Regions from separate parts of the Homo sapiens genome. Here all the other regions are linked to region 2. The links are chromatin loops, found by intact Hi-C in ENCODE. Cell type or tissue: GM12878. All regions are shown on one strand. Links, peaks and the distances in the headings refer to the core of each region. The heading gives the core; the rest is flanking DNA.

Region 1 (5,397 bases), core at 284-5,283, 140 kb after region 2:
ATGAGTGATTTTGTTTACTTATTTGCACTTTTCTCTATATTCCAATCTGCCTATACTGACAACTTACTACTTTCATAGTTTTTAAAAATCTTTGATTTTATAAATTAGCCCATAAGTAAATTTGCTTTCAGAGACTATCCTGCATAGAAAAGGTGGAAGGTGGAAATCCACAGGTGCAATTGAAACATGGTCAGGGGGCCAGGCGCAGTGTCTCAAGCCTGTAATCCAAGCACTTTGGGAGGCCAAGGTGGGCGGATCACCTGGGGTCAGGAGTTCAAGACCAGCCTGGCCAACATGGCGAAACCCCGTCTATACTAAAAATACAAAAATTAGCCAGGTGTGATGGTGTGTGCCTGTAATCCCAGCTACTTGGAAGGTTGAGGCAGGAGAATCACTTGAACCCATGAAACAAAGATTGCAGTGAGCCAGTGGGCGACAGAGCAAGGCTCCATCAGAAAGAAAGAAAGAAAAGAAAGAAAGAAAGAAAGAAAGAAAGAAAGAAAGAAAGAAAGAAAGAAAGAAAGAAAGAAAGAGAGACAGAGGGGGGGGGAGGGAGGGAGAGAGAGAGGAAGGAAGGAAGGAAGGAAGGAAGAAGGCAAGAAAGGCAGGCAGTGGGGGATCCGGAGTCTTGCAGCTCTGGCTTCTAGCTCCATCCATGCTGCCTTCTGGGTGTGCTTTGTGTCAAGGCCTTGACTGGACCTCATTCCTCATTGTTACAGGGAAATGGCAGGCTACCTGTATGCACTAATGATCCTGAGCCCATGTTCCTCAAGAGTGCCATCCCAGGGCTGGGCTGCAGCCGTCTAATGTGCATTAACAGTTGATGCACATGAGGCAAGCATCCAAGAAAGGATTCTACATTTCCTGCCAAGCATGGGAGAAGGTGAACCTGGATAATGCTTGCACTTGGGAAGCTAAACACAATTTCAGCTTCAAGGAAACCCCCAGATTGCAAAATTCTTGGACAGAAAGCAAAATATATCTAATATTTCTGCCACCATCTCTGTGAGTTTTCTGCCACCATTCTCCACCATGACCTCTGATCTGTCTAGCAGCCTGCTGGATTTCACACGAGCAAAGCTAAAATGGGAGGAAAGAGGGCATATGAAAAAAAAATTAGATTGACAGAAAACCCAGAGTCAATAGGACAGTCTAGACTCCCCAGCTTGTAAACTATTCATAATGACTCACTCAATAGTCAGGCATTGACAACAAGCTGAATGACTGTGGACCTAGAGCTACAATATTGGCAATGTTATCTTTAATTTGAAGAGCTCAAATAATTCTGGGAGGCATTAATCAGGTAAAGAAACACTTGCCCTGGATCAAAAATTAGTGTCAGTTGGTTACCAAGGATGGGAATATGGTTAACCATATTCTTTTATTTCCCAGGTTATTGTCATAACATCTCTGTATAATTTTATATACCCATATGCACAAGTGGCCAGAAATCCCTTTCTAGCCAGCAGGGACCCACAAGGTTCTGTTTAGCAGATTTATCCCAATAATCTATCCTCATTAATACTGTATAAGAAACCACCTAAAAATCCAATGGCTTAAAACAACAAGGATTTCGCTGGGTATGGTGGCTCATGCCTGTAATCCCAGCACTTTGGGAGGTCAAGGTGGGCAGATCACCTGAGGTCAGTAGTTCAAGACCAGCCTGACCAACATGGAGAAACTCCATCTCTACTGAAAATACAAATTAGCTGGGCATGGTGGTGCATGGCTGTAGTACCAGCTACTCGGGAGCTGAGGCAGGAGAATCACTTGAACCTGGGAGGCAGACATTGCAGTGTGCCAAGATCACGCCATTGCACTCCAGCCTGGGCAACAAGAGCGAAACTCTGTCTCAAAAACAACAACAACAACAACACAAGAATTTAGTCTCACGTCTACAGGTCTGCAAGACTGACTGTGGTTCAGCGGCTCTAGGCTGAGCAAGGCTACAGTTCGGCTGTGCTTAACGCCAACCTGTCCTTAGCTCCAGCCTATAGGTTGAGCTGTAGGCAAGCGTGTTCATTCTGGGCCTAAGCTGAGTGGATAACAGCTGCCTGGGGAAAGTTCTTCCCATCATGGTCACTGAGATACAAAAAGATCAAGCTTTAATGCGCAAGCTCTTTTCAAGCCTCTGCCATCACATCTAACAAGTATTCTTTTTGGCCAAACCCAAAGTTAAGGGGCAAGAAGGACACTCCTCCCACCATGAGGTCACAGCAAGGGTGTTGATGAATAATTCTCTTTAAGTGCTGTGATGAATTGAGAATAGCAATTCTATTATCCACTGTGATGGTTAAATCTCCACTGGTTAAATCTTGACCAGTTCCTCTTCTGACTACTTCTGATTTTCTCCTTTGGCTTCCCAGACCACATGCACAACCCCTGCAGGTGAGCCAGAATGCCAAGAAGTCAGCATTATAAGGCTAAATAGAGAAAGAACAAGTTTTCTTTTTGGAAAGTTCCTCCCAACCTGCGATGTGTCAAGACATCACCATTAATTGGAAGGGGACACGATTATGCAAAATAACTGAGTATAAAGAACTTAGAGACAAAAGGGGAGTGAGGGGAGGAAGGAGATGTAGCAGTTTGAACTATACGAGGTTTAAATTAATTTCAACCAAAACATAACAAGCAAAGGATGTTCTCCTGATTATCTTATGTTTACTATTATATTTCAAAGGCAATACATGCTTATTGTGTGTGGGGGGAATCAATCTAGTGAGTAGAAAACACAACCATCTAAAACCCCATCACCCCTAATTAGCTGCCATTCAAATCCTTTATACATGGACTACTTTGGGCATTGGAAATCAAGGTGCTGCTACCTAAACAGTGTCGTGAAAATTTTAAGGCTCTGAGAAAATGTTAAGGCCATTTGAACACCAGAAATTCTTGTTCTCATCTCTCAACTACAAATGCCTAGGTGAGTTCTCGCTTACAGATTTTTTTCAAATTTACAGTATATGCAATTTATTTATTTATTTATTTTTGCAAAAATGGGGTCATCTATTACATACCACTTTTCACATTAGAACAATTTTCCTCATCAACAAAGATATGTCTATATCATCATTTTAAATTCTGCCTTATATTTCATTTATAAATTACCATAAATTACTTAACCAACACCCCATTGATGGAAGTTTAGGTTATTTCCAGTTTTTCACAATTACTTTCTGCATGCATAATAACTCACGTCACTTCATATACAAACTGAGGCATTTATTTTCATTTTCAGATCTAAGAAATCTAAGCAGTGCCTTATTGACAATAAATAGAACCACCCTTGTGGTGTTAAAATGTGGGCAGCAAGAAAGGAAATAGTGTGGTTGGGTGGAGATTAGTCATTTTTGAAAGAGCACGTATGTACATTTTGCACGTTGGTGACAATTCACTCAAAATTTTAAAGAACCCAGCTTAAGTTTTGAATCAGCCTGAAGCACTCCGAACTTCAGATGCTCATCTCAGCCTCTTAAGTCTGCCAACCAAGCTGGAGACAAAACAAGATCTGGCTCCCTGGTGGCCGCCTGGGAATCCTGCCCTTGGCGTCATTTCTGGAAGGGCAAAAGAACCCTACGGACTCTTGTATCACTAGGATAGAAATGCCACCCAGCTCCTCAGCCCATCTCCATCACCATGGCAGTGGGGAGGGGCCTAGGCATTATCAGAATGGGTCAGGACTAGCTCAGAGCCAGTGTCAGGCTGGCTGACTGTAAACTAAGCCAGGCTTTCAAGGGAAGGCTTTTGAAGGAAATAAGCCAACAAAACAGCATCAGAAACTGAGGAACCATTCCTTCTCCAACTCTACCCCCCAAGAGATACCAAGGTCACACAGGATACAGCAGTTGTTGAAATTATTACTGCTATGGAACAGAGCTTTTTTGGCACCGGAAGAAGTCATTCTCTTCTGTCAACCCTCTTTTCCTTTCCCTTGGATTTTCAATCCTCCCCATAGAAAATCAAGACCGCCCAGCAAAGAACATGCTTACCCAAAAGACCACAGTGCCATTCAGAAACAAGAAATTCCAACTCTACCATACATATAACCTTCTATCCATCCTCTGACCTTCTGACTTCATAATGTATCTTCCCAAGATAAATAGATGCATGGCATGTTAAAGCCTAGGAGGACCATGGAGATTGTGTCAATATCTTTATCCTTCAGTGAATAGATGGAGGCCTCAGAGAGGATGAGCAACCTGCCCATGGCCCCACAGAATTGGTGGCAGAGCCCAAGACTGTTGGCCCCCAACCACACTGTCCAGACTTCAAAAGCTGATCCTCTTGCCAATGCCCCCACACTAGTAACAGCCTTTTTGCCTGAATGTCTCTCAGTGATGTCATGAAGACAAATTACTGTCTAGCTGTATGGTTCTTTAGTCCTTGCTGTATGTTATTGTACCTGGCAGGCCCTCATGGAAACTAAGCTGGAAAGAAATGAAGGAGCTCAACTTGGTTAAAACCATTGACAGAACACTCATCCCCCATCTTTTGCTCTCTAGACAACCGCAGGTAAATGTGAGGCGTTTGAGAGAGTTAAGCCTTCTGTATCAGTTAAGCTAAAAGAACAGTTTATTTCATACCCCTAAACTTCACAGGAATAGAACACAAGCTACCAGGCAGCAAGAACAAAGGAACAGACTAGATACATTTATTTTTCAGAAATTTTAAGCCATGGAAGAACAAAAAAAAATTCTTCAAAGAAAATTTAGGGGCAGGGGATTGAAATACATGCAAAACTTATTTTTAGTGCCCTTTACAGATATAAAGTCATGCTGTTCGTTTAGGAACAAAAAAATGCATTATGTATAACTTGTTTCACTCATAAAATTACCATGTTTTGTATATTGATATATTTAGACATTGGGAGATCTGAAAAAAGCATTTTTATGATTTCTTTCCTGGTTATTTTCTCGGGCAAAAGGGAGGTTTTTAAAAAAAAAAAGTCCTCAGTGGAAAAACTTTTCAGAATTTTGAGAAAATTTACAGATTTTAGAGGATTTTTACTTTTCCCAAAATGACTAAGTCATCAGGTTCTCAAGTCATTGAACTCTAATGTGTTCAACCAGCGTCCTCTACTTATCAAGATAATAGCACAACCGGGTTTAGTAATGGTGACCTATTGTGGAACTTTCAAAAGTCCACTGTAGAAGTCCCACAAATTTGAAATTCACTTTGCCCTCCAAGGTAAATCTTTTCTGTTCTTCCCACTGTAGCACTACTTAAAGTCCATTTCTAGAAATGAACTGGGAGAGGTCATAAGTCATTTAATTTAGACCCTACATGAGCACAAATCCTGTCTATACGAGGTCTACAAATGGTCAACTATCCCTTGCTTCTCCACAGTCAATGGTCTAAGGCCTAATTGTCATGCTTTACCATATACATTTATGAATG
Region 2 (5,397 bases), core at 296-5,295:
GTAATTGCTAGCTGTTACTATCAATAGAAGTATATTGTCCAGAGAAAGAAAAATGCTAGTCCTGTTCCTACTGCTGCGTTTAGGAATTGAAGCCACATAGATCTCTGGAGGAGGCAGGCAGGTTGGTAAGGGTCTACAAACTGCAGTGGAGGAGTTATCTTTGGACCAATTAAGGACGTTTCATCTGGAGGCAAAATGACTAAGCAAGGACGTGATAACTGTCCTCACTGTGTTGAGGGTTACAAAATTGGTGTGGGTCATTGAATCAAGTTATGAGACAACATGGGATGTTGGGAAAAGTCAGGGGATCAGGGGCAGGTTGATCCTGAGTCAGTCTCTTAACTTCCAGGCTTCAGCTTCCATCTTTCACATTTTATGATTCTGTCTCCAGCACGTAGAACCTAGAGCAAATTCCTGTTTATACAGAAAGTTTGGATAAGGAGTGGTTTTGCTGAATGGCTACTGTAGCAGAAAAGCTTGAACTGAGTGTTGCTCAAATCAATAAAATCACCTGATGACTAAGCCCTGTTTTCTATTAAACTGAAAAGAGAATGCAACAGACTTCACTGGGCTTTTGTGAGAATTACATGAGGTAATATGTATGAAAGCACCTTATCAACTCTGAAGTACTACCCCGATGCAAGCAGTTATGTTGATTATTGCCATAGCTAGATTATAACTTTTCCAAGAATTAGAATATAATGAAACACACTTAAGCATTAATCTGTCTTCTGTGATTCAGAAGATCCTTCAGGAAGTTACAAAATCTCAGGGTCATGGCCATGGGCATGGAGTAATTCTGTAGAAAAAGATCCTGGCTGTAAGGTATTCTTTGGTTTTTTGGATTCAAATTAAATAGGAGCATATTGACTACATGAAACCCTGAAGGGAATAGAGATCACATACTCTAAGCCCGTCATTGTACAGATGAAGTCACTGAGCCACAGAGAAGCTGAGTGGCCTGCCCAGAATCAAATGTTAATTCATGGCAGATCTGGGAATAAAATCCAGGCTCCTGTCTCCCAACATGTTTGTCATCATTAGTTTAAGAACATCTCAGAAAGTCTGAAACAGGGTCAAAATGTACTGATGAATGTGGCTGCCCATTAAAGCATGGAATTGAAGAAATATTAGAAGTAAGTTTAAGGGCCTGGGTGTGTCACTGAAGGATATGACACAATATACTGGACCTACTCGGGAGAGGGGAGAAGTACAGTAGAATTTTTAGTAACTTTCTTAATCACAGCAGTTCACTTTCTCTGTACAAAATTCTTTTCAAATATTCTCTGAAACTAATTGGCATTAAAAATGCTGATCTTAGTAAATGGCCCTCAAGAGGCACGCTATGCGCACAGGGAATAGTATAATATAGGTGCAGAGTAATGGTCTCTCTCCTTCTCTCCTTTTTTTCCTTTTCCTAATGATCATTAACATCTATATTCTTTGACTTTGTTGAATTAAAGTTGCAAGAGATGGCCGTAAATAAAGCAAGTTATGTATGTGCCTCCCTCATTCTGCCCATGCAGCTTCTGTTCCATTTGCAGCTGTGAGCCGTGTAAGACTCTCAAGACCAAGCACCCATGAGTGCCTGGGAGCAAGTAGCCTGTGAAGGGAGGACTTTATTCCTGGATGCATTAAAAGCAGAGTCCCACCTACACCTCCCTCCTCTTCCCATTTATAAATCTACTTCTCCAGGGATCTACAGATTTTTTGGCTATATTTTTAGTCTGTTGATAATTTGAGAAAGTCTCCAAGGATCTAAGTCTTGGATGGGTAGGAGTCAATTCACTCAGTCTTTTTTGAATCCCTAATGGATGTTCAAAACCAGTCTCAATTCTGGATCTGGATGGGACATGCATGTCGAAGTACAGTGTGATGGATAAGAGCACAGATTCTGGAACCAGATTGCCTGGGTTCAGATCTCCGCTTCTGTCATTACTAGGGTTATGTGACCTTGGGCAAGTCCCTTAAATGCGTTGGGCCTCAGTTTCCTAATCTGAATCCCTATCATAGGGTTGTGTGAGCATGCAGTTGAATGAGCTAATATCTATTCATATAAAGTGCTTAGAGCAGTACTAGGTGCATAGTAGTGCTTAGTAAATGACTATTAAGTAAATTAAATCAGCCTGATTAGAATTGCCTCCAGGTGCAAGGCTCTATCCCATTTAGACACGCTAACACACAAGGTCTTAAGGGCTTTAGGTTTAAGGAAAAGGGGCTTTTTCCCCCCTCAATTCTACACCACAACCTTTTTATTCTATTGAATTACAAAGGAAATAACAGTGGGACTTGACTTTGAACACCAAAGTTTATCCAGCCTCTTTCCAGCTCGGTGAACGTGTCCACCTACTTCACTCTTTATGCTAAAGGAAGAGCAGCGACGCTGATAAATGTATTGAGTGGCCTCGAGCAGGTGGCTTGCTCTGTCAAGATCACTTTTGTATGACTGCTGGGATCACCACAGTCTCCCCTGTAACTTGCTGGGTTCCTCTTGTACATAAGCCGAGGGCATTTGCATCGGTTCCTGGTGAGGGGGTTTCCACACGGTGGCCCTGGTTGCTTCAGGGGCTGGGCTGTGGGAGACATTAATGGGAAGTGAAAAGAGAAACTGTTGTGCTTAACCGGCAGAGCTGTTTGGAGTGTGACTCTTCTTGTATTTAGGGAAAAGATTACTCATGAGTATTTTCTTCCATAGAATATAAAGAACCTCAAATTACTACTTGCATCCCCCACCCCCTTCTCACCCACCTCCCTCCGTTGCAGCGTGTCCTCTGCAGAAACTTCAGCATTTTACTCTCAATTCCCCTCCCAAGCAGGATTCAGTTCTGTATTTGCTTTGGGGCCCATGTTTCCAATAAGCCACCCTGTACTTTTTCCTGTTTCTGCCTGAGCATCTTCTGCTCACTGGACCTCTCACCTCCAGGCACCTTCCTAGGCCTGAGGAACCAGACCTTCACATGTGTCCCCTAATGGGAACTCCCTGTGTGAAGGAGAGGAAGGTCCATAATAACAAATCGCAGCGCCATTCTTGTTCAAAGGTGACACCATTGACAGTAAGGAGTTAGGTTTAAGGTTTTTACCAGTTCAAAAACTGAGATTTTGCTGAGTAACCCTCACTGCCACTCCCACCTCCCTGTGATTCTAGATACGTGTTTTCAAGGTCATTGGAGAGAGCTGGTACTTCCCATATCCATGGACTGTTTTTAATAGGCATCACTTTCTGGCCAGTCAGGAGTCAAAAACAAAAACTTTTAGTGGCTGTATTTTATTCTAAAGATCATAAAGCAGTAATGCACCATAAATTATTATTTGAAATTCTAATTTGTTTCCATGTGAAAAAAAAATTATCCTAAAAACACCAAGAAAAAAGCTCTTAAATGCTCATCTCTAATGATTTCCAGTGCCCAGTAGTTCTTTTTTTGGTGCACTACAAAAAAGGAATTTTGGTTTTGAGGGGACTTCCACAGGTTTAGAGGAAGCCAACTACCATTCCTCAAAACTACACTTTGCAAAGGAGCCACTTGGAAGACAATCATGCCCAGAGGCCCTGGACATTTTCCAGGGCATTTGAGCCGTTTGTTCCCCACTTCAGCAGGTAGGAAGAGCAGCCCCATATAGCAAACCAGATTGTTCTTTGGCATGCCTGGTTTAGGATGAAAGGTAATTTTTTCCAGGATCAAACTGAGGGACACTTTTATAACACACTTGTGAAGTCTTCGTAGCAAGTTTAAGTAACTTATAGTGAGAGACGGAAGCTCCTCTTAGCAACACTGATGCCATTGCTCTGTTTGAGCTATTGATTCACACCATGTGATTTTAGAGAATGAAGATCCATTGAACATCCAGCTTCTTCTGACCCAGCAGTTCTTAAATTTGGTCTCATGTCTCCTTTTGATTCTTAAAAATTAATGGAGACCCCAAAGAGCTTTTGCTTATATGGGTTATAGTTATCTGTAGTTACCATATTATTACATAAATTAAACCTGGGTATTTACAAAATATTTATGAATTTAGCAAGTAAAATAGCCAACTCTATATTAATGCAAACATATTTTAAAATATATTTTCCCAAACCAAAAATAATTTGTGAGAAGAGTAGCATTGTTACACATTTTTGAAAGTCTCTTAAAATCTGGCTTAATGGAAGATGGCTGGACGCTCATCTCTGTTTCTGCATTCAATCTGTTGCAAGATCACATCATATGCCTTCTAGAACATTCCACCTAAGAAAGAATGAGAGCGAAAAAGGCAAATAATTAATATTGTTATGACAAGATGTTTTACTTCATAGGCACCCTACAAAGGTCTCGGGAACCCTGATGGGTCCCAAGATCACATTTTGAGAACCACTGTTCTAACTTATCAAAGATTTCTCACAACAGCAAAATAAAATAAAACTATAGACTTACAGTCAGGCTCCCAGAGAGCCAACCTGAGCCAACCTCTCAGCCCCTGCTCTGTACCCCCCTCCTGCCCACTTGGTTCCTACTCAGAGTTCAAGTACCACCCCACCAGGAAGCTCTAATGTCAGTGAGTAGAATAAAAAGGCAGAAGACCTTTTATCCTTACTTTGCCCTCTTATTGCCAGAGGCCAGCCTGATGGTTTCCCAGAGGCTGAGTGAATTGCTCTTCCTGGAAGAAGTTTCAGGGAACATTTCATTATTTGGCAGCTCTGGAAGGTCAAGCTCAGCTCTGGAACATTCTTTCTTCAGAAGGACGCTGGGCTGCAATCAGATCAGCTCTGAATCTGAGGACCCTCCAACCACACTGACACGTGTCATAGTTCTGAGCCCCTGTGGGTGCTGTGGGCACCCTGGAACAGCCCCTGGAACTGGGCAAGGAAGGGCAGGTCTCTAAGACCTACCATCCCTTAAACACATAAAAGATCTTTTTCTCATTTTGCCTCTAAATAAAAAGTTAATCTGACAGCACACCCCAGAGTAGGGTTTGGTGTACAAACTGCTCCCTGGACTCCTCTTGGAGGCTGCTTCTGGGCTTCGAGAAGCCCCCAGTGGGGCGGCTCAAACAAGGGCTGGAGAGGGGACTCAGAGTTGAACATAAGGGCTCTTGAGATGTGGAGACTCATTTTGTTAACTATTCAGAGACCTTCTCCCTTTATTCCAGCTGTCTAACTGACAAGACCTTTCTCTCTTTCTTTCTGCCTCATGCTCTCTCCAACAGGCTTGCAGCCAATTTACTGGAGCAGGGATGACGTAGCCCAGTGGCTCAAGTGGGCTGAAAATGAGTTTTCTTTAAGGCCAATTGACAGCAACACGTTTGAAATGAATGGCAAAGCTCTCCTGCTGCTGACCAAAGAGGACTTTCGCTATCGATCTCCTCATTCAGGTGAGAGTCTGGACTCTTGGCATATGCCCAACTTGGAAAGTCTCTTAGTTA
Region 3 (5,397 bases), core at 284-5,283, 270 kb before region 2:
GCATAGTACTTAAGGAGTAGCGAGGGCATGGTGGCTCATGCCTGTAATCCCAGCCAGCACTTTGGGAGGATGAGGTGGGAGGATTGCTTGAGGCCAGGAGCTTGAGACCAGCCTGGGCAACATAGCAAAACCCCATCTCTACAAAATTGTACAAAATTAGCCAGGCATAGTGTTGTACACTTGTACTCCCAACTACTTGGGAGACTGAGGTGAGAGTATCCTCCAGTGCAGTTGGAGCCCAGGAGTTTGAGGCTGCAGTGAGCTATGATCATGCCACTGAACTCTTGCCTGGGTGACAAAATGAGACCCTGTCAAAAAGAAAAAAAAAAAAAGAGAGAAGCTGAGTCATAATGGCAGAGCACTGTGTCGAGAGCCACAAATGTCCACTCTTAAAGAGCAAGATAATGGACTGATAGAGCTGCTTCTTATCAGAATAGCTGGGCTCAGGGAGACCTGTGTGTCCCGTTCCTCAGCTTGTGGCTGATGACATTATTTTATTCTGTTCCTGCTTTCATATGTTCTTACAACATTAACCATAAACTGAGGCAACTTCAAGATGTATCTGTTCCTTGCAACCTAAAAGAAGCTGCCTGGCATAAACAAATGTATAGGTTATATAATAAAATCAAAACTAACAACAACAAAACACTGATAAATAGTCTAGAAGGTACATTTTGTCTGTGTTTTAAATTATTTTCTAAGGATTGGGTACTGGACTTAAAATGGACAGACCAAAGAGATAAGAACTTTTCTAATCCTGCCAAAGAGTTTTTCATAAATTGCTTTGATTACTATTTAGTGGATTGTTATTTTGGTATGATTTTTTATTTTTTAATTTCTTATTTTGTGAATTTTCTATTTCAGTTCTCTATGTAGCAGGCGCTGTACTTTGGCCAAGCCAATCTCCATTTGCAACATGTTTCTCCCTTACTTGACTCCACTATAGAGAGAGTAAAAGCTAAATTTTGATGTTCCACCCCCACCCCCTTATTGATATGAGAAATAAGTCTTCTGGTGCATTCCTCTCCAATTTCTGTCTTCTTTCCACTTGAGCTGCCAGGAGATGCAACAGTCGTTTTGAAACCAAAAAGATAAAAACTGCATACTAAGAATGCATGAACCTAAAGATTTACAGAGCCTGGGACACTGGGGATACTTGGAGTCAATGTATCAGCCTTGGACTGATTCCCATGGGACTTCTTATTACCCAAGTGAAACAGTCCTTCCTTTCATCTGTTAAGCCACTATGGTATGTTTTGCTGGTTCTCGTAGCCAAATACAGTTTTGACTGCTATACCCATTTTTTTCTTATGGATGTTCATGACTTCTTTTATATTGTGGATTGTATTGTGAATATGTATCTTATTTGTTGCAAATATTTTCTCAGTCTTTTTGTCCTTTAATTTAAGATATTATTCAATGCTTGTAAGGTTTTTATGTTTATGCTGTTATATATATCCATTTTTTCTGATTTATTCAATTGAAAAATTGAGAAACGTAATTGATAATTTTGAACATTATCGAAGAAGACATCAATAAAACAAAACATAGTCTAGCAATTACAAAACAGAAAAACAGCAATGAAGTTTTGTTTGGTTTGGTTTGGTTTTTTGAGACAGGGTCTTGCTCTGTTGCCCAGGCTGGAGATCAGTGGCGTGAACACAGCTCACTGCAACCTTGACCTCCTGGGATCAAGCTATCCTCCCGCTTCGGCCTCCCGTGTAGCCAGGCCTACAGGCGTGAGCCATGACACCTGGCTAATTTTTAAACTTTTTGTAGAAATGGAGATCTCATGTTGCCAAAGCTGATCTTAAATTCCTGGGCTCAAGTAGTCCTCCCGCCTCAGCCTCCCAAACTGCTAGGGCTTCAGGTATGAGCCACCATACCCAGACACAGTGAAATATAAAAATATATATTACATATAATGTATTATAGTAAAATATGTAACAATAATAATAATGAAAATGGGTTGAACTTCTTAAACTTCGCTATTAAAAGACAGTGGTTCTCAAGCTGGTTAAATACACACCCTTGCACTTACAAGCATATACACACACAGTCTATGTAGGTTATAAAACATACTCAAACCAAAATAAGCATAAACATTGAAAGCAAAATGATAAGCAAAGATATACCAAGAAATTAAAATAAAAAGAAAGCAGGAATTAACATCTGACAAAGTATAACTTAAGGTAGAAAATGAAAAGTAGGGTAAAAATCTCCACTTTATTGATAAAGCTGTGCTGTAGTATGAGTTGTGTAATTTTATTCATAAACACTAGATAAATATATAGAGAACAAAACACAACAGAAAGACAAGAAGAAAATTACAGAAACTAATTGTATTGGGAAGTTTTAACACATTTTACTCTTTGGCAGGCAAAATAAGTAATACCTAAATGTAGAGACAGCTGAGTAATATAATTCCGGGGTCCCCAGTACCCAGGCCATGGACCAGTACCTGTTGATGGCCTGTTAGGAACTGGGCCACACAGCAGAAGGTGGCAGGGGGTGGTGAGTGAGCATTACCGCCTGATCTCTGCCTCCTGTCAGATCAGCAGCAGCATTCGATTCTCATAGGAGCAAACCATGTGAACTGTGCATGCAAGGGATCTAGGCTGTGAGCTCCTTATGAGAATCTAGTGCCTGATGATCTGAGGTGGAACAGTTTCATCCTGAAACCCTCCACCCAACCCCCATCCGTGGGAAAATTGTCTTTTACGAAACCTGTCCCTGGTGCCGAAAAGGTTGGGGATGGTTGATGTAAGTAACATATTTTATTTAATAAATACTTATAAAATTATGTATGCGTCAAAACCACATGCCATCTTTTATAATGTGCCTGAAATATTTACTATAATTTAATGGTTTGTCTAAAAGTAAGTTTAAGAAATCACAAATTCCACAGGACTTATTATTCTCTTAGCATAAAGCAAAGGAAACTAATTTTAAAATTTAAGTTTAATAATATCTTGAAATATCTTTTGAGTGAAAGGGGAAATCCACTGTATGCTTATACCACATTTTGTTTATTCATTCACTAGTGGATGGAAATTTAGGTTGTTTCCACCTTGGGGCTATTATGAATAATGCTGCAATGAACATTCGTGTACAAGTTTTTGTGTGAACACGTGTTTTCAGTTCAGTTGGATATACATCCAACATTGAAATTGCTAGGTCCTATGTAACTCTATTTGTAATATTTTGAGAAATAGTCAAAGAGTTTTCCAAAGTTGCTGCATTTTCCATTTCAACCAGCAATGTATAAGGGTTCCAATTTCTCTGCATTCTCCCCCACAATTTTTATTGGCCATCTTTTTTATTATATAGCCATCATAGTGGGTGTGAAGCAGTATCACATGTTTTTTATTTTTTATTTTAATTTCCTTAATGACTAATGATGTTGAGCTTTTTTATGTACTTATTGATCATTTAGTTATCTTCTCTGAAGAAATGTCTATTCAAATAGTTGGCCCATTTTTACTTGGGTGGTCTTATACTGTTAAGTTTTGAGGTTATTTTATATCCTGGATAAAAGTCCCTTATTGGTTATATGATTTGCAAATACTTTCTCTCTTACTGTAGGTTGTCTTTTCACTTTCTTGATAGTGTCTTCTGAAGCAGAAAAAGTTTTCTTTTTAAGGAAGTCTAATTTATTATTATTACTTTTGGGGGCCACTTTTTTCTATGGTGTTATAGCTTGGAAGGCTTTGTCTAACCGCTGTTCATGCATATTTACTACAGCACTTTCTCCTAAGAGGTTTATAGTTTTGATTTTTTTTTTTTTTTGACGGAGTCTTGCTCTGTCATCCAGGCTGCTGGAGTGCAGTGGCGCAATCTCAGCTCACTGCAACCTCCACCTCCCGGGTTCAAGCGATTTTTCTGCTCAGCCTCCCGAGTAGCTGGGACTACAGGCACGTGCCACCATGCCCAGCTAATTTTTGTATTTTTACTAGAGACGGAGTTTCACGATATTGGCCAGGCTGGTCTCGAACTCCTGACCTCGTGATCCGCCCACCTTGGCCTCCCAAAGTGCTGGGATTACAGGTGTGAGCCACCACACCTGGCCTAGTTTTGATTTTTATATTTATGTTTACATTCCATTGTGAGTTGACTTTTAAAATCTAAACCTAGGAGGTACAAGTGCAGTTGTGTTATATGGACATACTGCATGGTGGCGAAGTCTGGGCTTTTACTGTAACCATTGCCCAAATGATGTACATTATATCCATGAAGTCATTTCTCATCTTTTTTTTTTTTTTTTTTTTTGAGACAGAGTCTCTTTCTGTCACCCAGGCTGGAGTGAAGTGGCTCGATCTCTGCTCACTGCAAGCTCCGCCTCCCGGGTTCACGCCATTCTCCTGCCTCAGCCTCCCCAGCAGCTGGGACTACAGGTGCCCGCCACCACGCCTGGCTAATTTTTTGTATTTTTAGTAGAGACGAGGTTTCACCATGTTAGCCAGGATGGTCTCGATCTCCTGACCTCGTGATCCACCCGCCTCGGCCTCCCAAAGTGCTGGGGTTACAGGCATAAGCCACCATGCCCAGCCCATTTCTTATCTCTTAACCTCCCTTCCTCCTCACCCTTCTGAGTCTCCAATATCTATTATTCCACACTCTATGTCCATATATACACATTTTTTAGCTCCTACTTATAAGTGAAAACATGCAGTACTTGACTTTCTGTTTCTGAGTTACTTCACCTAAGATAGACCTCCTGTTCCATCCATGTTGCTGCAAAAGACATGAGTTCTTTTTATTTTTTTTATTTTATTTTTTTTTTGAGACGGTGTCTCACTCTGTTGCCCAGGCTAGAGTGCAGTGGCGCAATTTCGGCTCACTGCAAGCTCCACCTTCCGGGTTCACGCCATTCTCCTGCCTCAGCCTCCCAAGTAGCTGGGACTACAGGCTACCGCCACCACACCTGGCTAATTTTTTTGTATTTTTTTTTAGTAGAGACGGGGTTTCCCCGTGTTAGCCAGGATGGTCTCGATTTCCTGACCTTGTGATCCGCTCGCCTCAGCCTCCCAAAATCCTGGGATTACAGGTGTGAACCACCGTGCCTGGCCGAGTTCATTGTTTTTTAAGGCTGAATAGTATTCTACTATTTAGTATACCACTGAATAGTATACCACATTTAGTATACTACGGGGTAGCATTTCTTCATCCAACCATCCATTGATGGACACTTAGGTGGGTTCTATGTCTGCTGTTGTGAATAGTGCTGTGATAAACATACAAATGAAAGGTGTCTTTTTGATAAAATGATTTCTTTTCCTTTGGATAGATACCCAGTAGTGTGATTGCCGGAACAAATGGTAGTTCTAATTTTAATTCTTTGAGAAATATCCATACTATTTTCCATAGAGGTTGAACTAATTTACATTCCCACCAACA

What was found. Hi-C counts contacts between places; a loop is a spot of excess contacts. Peaks named below come from ENCODE experiments on the same cell type or tissue, not always from the same donor. Only the 100,000 strongest peaks of a DNase experiment are listed, where the experiment ranks them.
Region 1: it touches region 2 in a loop (4-fold over the local background); 1 of 110 quality-filtered maps calls a loop at or near these places.
Region 3: it touches region 2 in a loop (4-fold over the local background); 1 of 110 quality-filtered maps calls a loop at or near these places.

Annotation. Positions count from the first base shown.
Region 1 is chr12:11,978,005-11,983,401 of GRCh38, forward strand. No RefSeq gene overlaps it. Among named protein-coding and RNA genes, the nearest start is that of BCL2L14, 90 kb to the right of the region's middle. In GM12878, for the core only: no CTCF peak of the experiment used is centred there; DNase peaks (open chromatin) are centred at 2,287, 2,797, 3,327 and 4,369; H3K4me3 peaks cover 446 bases; H3K27ac peaks cover 2,893 bases.
Region 2 is chr12:11,833,959-11,839,355 of GRCh38, forward strand. ETV6 (ETS variant transcription factor 6) reads left to right here. Exons shown (of 8, transcript NM_001987.5): 3 at 5,182-5,346. Among named protein-coding and RNA genes, the nearest start is that of ETV6, 190 kb to the left of the region's middle. RefSeq lists enhancers at 2,457-2,686, 4,458-5,397. In GM12878, for the core only: no CTCF peak of the experiment used is centred there; a DNase peak (open chromatin) is centred at 2,623; H3K27ac peaks cover 4,976 bases.
Region 3 is chr12:11,562,837-11,568,233 of GRCh38, forward strand. LINC01252 (long intergenic non-protein coding RNA 1252) reads left to right here. Exons shown (of 8, transcript NR_033890.1): 8 at 865-1,567. Among named protein-coding and RNA genes, the nearest start is that of LINC01252, 18 kb to the left of the region's middle. In GM12878, for the core only: no CTCF peak of the experiment used is centred there; DNase peaks (open chromatin) are centred at 1,155, 2,645 and 3,086; H3K4me3 peaks cover 724 bases; H3K27ac peaks cover 5,000 bases.